2 separate regions of the Homo sapiens genome follow, and region 1 is linked to region 2. Evidence: chromatin loops called from intact Hi-C (ENCODE). Cell type or tissue: PC-9. All regions are shown on one strand.

The links. Peaks named below come from ENCODE experiments on the same cell type or tissue, not always from the same donor. Only the 100,000 strongest peaks of a DNase experiment are listed, where the experiment ranks them.
Region 1: it touches region 2 in a loop (6-fold over the local background); 3 of 110 quality-filtered maps call a loop at or near these places.

What each region holds. Positions count from the first base shown.
Region 1 is chr3:159,823,424-159,825,923 of GRCh38, reverse strand. The region is part of intron 4 of IQCJ-SCHIP1 (IQCJ-SCHIP1 readthrough); the gene reads right to left. The region is part of intron 2 of SCHIP1 (schwannomin interacting protein 1); the gene reads right to left. It overlaps LOC101928351 (a long non-coding RNA gene), which reads left to right. Exons shown (of 4, transcript XR_007096144.1): 1 at 1-1,646. Among named protein-coding and RNA genes, the nearest start is that of IQCJ-SCHIP1-AS1, 56 kb to the right of the region's middle. In PC-9, no CTCF peak of the experiment used is centred here; a DNase peak (open chromatin) is centred at 1,453; H3K27ac peaks cover 1,458 bases.
Region 2 is chr3:159,765,812-159,768,311 of GRCh38, reverse strand. The region is part of intron 4 of IQCJ-SCHIP1 (IQCJ-SCHIP1 readthrough); the gene reads right to left. The region is part of intron 2 of SCHIP1 (schwannomin interacting protein 1); the gene reads right to left. It overlaps IQCJ-SCHIP1-AS1 (IQCJ-SCHIP1 readthrough antisense RNA 1), which reads left to right. Exons shown (of 3, transcript NR_121669.1): 2 at 1-8. Among named protein-coding and RNA genes, the nearest start is that of IQCJ-SCHIP1-AS1, 1.6 kb to the left of the region's middle. In PC-9, a CTCF peak has its summit at 1,459; no DNase peak of the experiment used is centred here; H3K4me3 peaks cover 1,522 bases; H3K27ac peaks cover 959 bases.

The sequences.
Region 1 (2,500 bases), 58 kb before region 2:
TCTCAGGGCCCTCACACAAGCTGTTTCTCAACCTGTAAGCCCTCTGCCTTCACCTGAGTCACCTCTCTTGCTTAAAGTTGGAGGTTTTTCCTTAGCCCCCTGTCTAAATAAGGTCCTGCTTTAAATTCACTTAGCATACTGTTTTTTTTTCCCTCTAATTTGTGGGATTTGTAACGTTGATTTGCTCCACTAGATTGTATGCTCCGTGAGAGAGCAAGGGCCATATGTATCACGTCAACCATTGCCCATCTAGCATCTGGCACAGTGCCAGGCATATAGTAGGTGTCCAAAAAATATTGGAATGAATGAAATTCTCGAGAAGTTCTCTCACTTTAGGGCCTTGGGATCGAGGGCAGGAGTGTGCCTGTGACCAGCTGTCATTAGTTCTATTGACTACCTGTGGGAAAGCTGGTCAAGTGGCCACTTGCTCACCTCAAGACAATGAATGAAGCTTTCCTGGATGCTAAGTGACTGCCACCTTGTGAGCTAAGCCTGGCAAGACCTTTGGGCTACACTTCCCTCCTCACTGTGAGCTGTGGCTTGGGCAGGCTCAAAGGGGCCCACTCACTCTGCAGATGTGCCTCAGGGACATGGATGACTCTGCCAGCTGCACTTGAGGGCAAAATAATCATTTACAGCTTCCCAGGTAAGGCTAACACTTACTCAACTGCAGTAACTAGATGCCCCCAATTTAATAAAAATTAGTTAAGAAGAAAAAAAAGCCTAGTTTTTTTCCTTTTCTCAATTTGTCACCTTATGTGATAAATCTTTAGTTCCAGAAATAGCCCAGCAAAACAAATAACTTAATATTGCCAACTTGTACACTTCAAAAAAGTCTATTGATAAGTGTAAAAAGTCAGAATTCTTATATCTAAAGAATAATAAAGTATCACAATTAGTTTTCTAATCAGAGAATAGAAGGCAAAATGGCCAGTAGGAAGACAAACTGGGTTTTTGAAAGACATACTTTTAAATTTGCCTGTCTACTATGGGGGTTTAGGTGAGAGAAAAAAAGTAAATTAAAAAGAAAAGAAAAAAAGAGCATATTTGTTTTCTTAGAGGAAAACAAACAAATACAAATGACAGTTAAAACCAAGAAACAACCTACAATTTAGGCTGTCGCTTTCCAAAAAGTATTCTAATGTTTGAAGAAGAAATTGTGGATGTGGTGTGAGTCTCTCTCCAATCCAAATGCTGTCCCTCTAGGAAATATTTGCTGTTTTATATTACAGCATCATTACTGTGATTCCCACATTAAATAACTACTAAAGTTTCAGTACTCCAGGCACTTGGTTGCCTGTCAAGGTGATAAATTAATTCTGAATCTGGGTCAAGAGTACATAGAGTACAGGTCTGGCCCTGCTGAACCTAGAAAGCCCGTGTGGACTCTTCATTTAGCATTAGTCACCATAATCTAAGTTTGATGGCTATATCTGTGTAGGGAGTTTGTTCTTCCCAGCTGGTGAGTGGAATGAGGCCAGTATGCCTTCTGTCCAGATAAATGACAAATGACGATCCAGTCTGGTATGCATGCCTGCCCTGCCCATGTTATTTCTTTCCTCATCTCAAGGCTACACCTCTTGGACATACACATTGGAGGAAACAGATGTCTGCTGTAAAATTAACAAGAGCACTTCTACATCCAGGTAAGAAATGCTCTAAAGAAAGAATTCAATGCTCTGTTTGGCATGAATAATAATAATTCAGTCAAGCTTCACTTGAAGTTAAGAATAACTTTCAGATTTTCAATTTATTAATATGAGGGTTAATGACAATAAATGAAGAATCTTTCTGAAAGAGATGATGTTTTTTCATGCTGAAAAAATAAGATTAAAGGTTGGGCGTTCATAGGGGTTTAGATGTACTCAATTACGTTCTTGTTTACAAAGGATATGGTTAAGGTGTTTTCCATTACTTTCAAAATACCCTTCATCCTGAAATGCTGACACATTAATGGGATGATAAATCAAATTACCTGACTGTCCCGTGGTCATGTTTCACCAGTTACTTAGTTTTTAGGGTTTAGAATGGGCACTTTGCAGGGCTCTGTGCAAAATGAAAATGGGGAACCATTGTTAAAACATTAAGAATTTTAGGGTGGTAACAGCAGAACATTAAACCAAGAGCAGGGCCTTTCAAAGCCTACGGAGGTCACATACCCATGAAGCCTGTCAAAGGTGGGCAGATGGAAGTAGAGAGAAACCAGACATACAGTCATTTATGTCGAGAATTACATAGGTTTTCAGTCTGGGAAGGAAAAGGCATCTTCGACTTTTGGCATGCAAATACCAATGGAAAGACAACTTCCCTTCATAGGAGGGGAAATTCAAGAGGGAGCTGAGGGAGGAGAGGAGGAAACTGACCTCTACCAAGCACCACTGCTGGGACCCACGCTGGCCCTGACATTGTCATCATTTGTCCTTGCTCCAACACTGAGCTCTACCATAGGATTAACTCCACACTACAGAAGAGGAATCTAACTGAGGTCGTTGATGAGTTT
Region 2 (2,500 bases):
ACTCATAAGTAAGGGGGTTTTGATGATTTCCCAGTTTACTTATGTCCTTAATTCTAAGGAAGTGCAATAAGAGACTTGTCAATAGGAAACCCTTTAAGTTTCAGGGAGGTGGGAGCTCCTTCCTTTCCTTTTATTTCAAATTATTTTAAGCATTAAAAAAGGGGGCGGGGAACTAGTCTGGTGTCACAAGAAAGAACAAAACCCTGTTCATAAGTTTCTCACTGGGTCTGAGGCAAATCACTTAACCTCTCTGGGCTTCAATTTTCTCAACTGTAAAATGGGAGTTGGATTAGGTATGGGTTGTGTTGTTGTCATAAACATTCATTCATTCATTCATTCAATATTTGAGAACCTACTCCATCCCAGGCATGTTCCAGGCAATAGGTTATAGAGTTAAAAAACAGGCAAGAACTCCCGCCTACATTTCAGAGGGACCAAAAATAGAGGACTAAATAAGATAATGTCAGATAGTGACAAGCACTAAGAAAACAATACACCAGGAGTGCTGGAGTTGGGGTGCAGTGCTGTTACTTTACTTTAGGAAGGGTGGTGGGGGACAGCTTCTCTGAGCTGGTGAGAGTTGAACTGAGTCTGGAATGATGAGAAGGAACCAGACACTTGCTTCCAAGCAGAGGTTACAGAAGGGCAAAAGCCCTGAAGTAGGAATAGGCTTACTTGGTGAAGAGAAGCTATCCCCTTTTCATTGTATACCCCATTCCTAGTGGTGTGTATTAATGCCACTTAAATATATTCATACAAGACATTTTAAAGAGGAGTAAAATATCATTGGATTTGAACAGTTCCTTCAAGGCAGGCCTTCTCTTCCACACGGCTCCTTTGTTCTTCTCCGGTTTCTGTCCTCATGGTCATAAATTCCCTTACGTACTCCAGGCAGCACTAAACAGGATTTAAATCAGTGCTTTTCAATCTTTTATAACAGCGACCCATAGTGAGAAGTAAACTTTATGTTGCAACCCACCATACATATAAAACTAAAGTTTTAAAAATTACCAACTTTACTATGACTCCCTGCAATACACTATCATACATTCTATTTTATTTCATTTTTTTAAATGCTAAGGTGATTTCATGGGAAACTTACTGTTTGAAAAACAGTATTCTAAACCAACACTGACTAGTAATTTTGTTCAAACACAAACCAAAACATGAAAAAATCCACCATTAACCTCAAATGCTACCTCCTTCTCCCTTTTTTCTGTATACATCCTTGCTTTGACACAATGAAATCTAAATTTCTCTGTGTAACTTGTAGAGGAAATGACCAGAAGGGGCATTTCCAGGAAAGCTGGAAGTGAAGGAAAGAAACCCAAATATGCAAATATGCAAACTGTTCACTAGGTGAGGATACACCATTGGTTTCAAAGACTGCCCAAGAAGGAAAGATTCATAGTCTTCACAATAACCAGAAGATGCGTTGGGGGTGGGGGTATGAGGTGGTGCTAGGTAAGCCATCAAATTTTAAGTTCCTGGAGGGAAGGCAGTCTGTATCCCTACCCTTCCCTCACCAGAATTTCAGCCCCATGTGGACTGATGTGTAACTACAGCACTCAGAACCATCCCTGGCACACAGCACATACATGGGTGCTCAAAAACAATTTGTTCCACAACTTTTGAATAATGGAGCTCATTGTCACCATCAAACCCTAACTTTGCATGTATACCCAAGTACTAAATTTTCCTGGAATGTATAAATGTCACGCAATAGCAAACTAACCTCCTGCTTATTTCCCACTCATTGTTCAAGCCCAGGTATTAATGAGGTATTTTTCTCAAGCACAAAGTGGGAAAAGGATATTTTCTATTGCAAGGTATAAGAGATAGTATTGACTGTAATGGAAAGATTCCACGTCTGTTAATGGCCATGGTAAACTCCTAAACAGCTGGAATTAAAATGAGTATGCTAATTTATTAAGTAGTTTCCCAAGGGAAACTAACCAGCAGGCTCTGTCAGCCAAGGGCGCTCTCTGATAGAACCATGGCAATTTCTCTGTGAAACACAGTTACCATCCTCACCCCTGAAGTCAGAAGTGCATGCACCCAATTTTCAGGAGCCCCGGGGTCCTGGTGTCGCAAAAATTACACCCGCAAGGCAAGCATTTTCCCACCTGCCACACAGCTGCCACACACAGAAAGCAGCTCCTTTCAACTACGCCCTTCAGCCCTAATTAGGGTCATCATTAATGATTTCAAATTACAACTGTTGCTTTATCTCAAAGCAGTGCTAAACAGGGGAGCTACCTTCATGATGGTTTTCTTTTAAGTCATTTATCTGCTCTTCTCTCAGGGGCAAAAAAGATGTTGAGACAAGTGTGAACCTGCCAGTGCTTCTTATTATAGATGCAGCCCTCCTCTCCTCCCTCCCTCTTTTCCACTCCAGCACCCCTCCCTGTCTGGCTTTCCTGAATTGAGGCAGTAGCCTCCGGGAAGAAACTGTAAGTGGCTCCGTTATCAAAACAAGGAGGGATTCACAGCAGAGGGA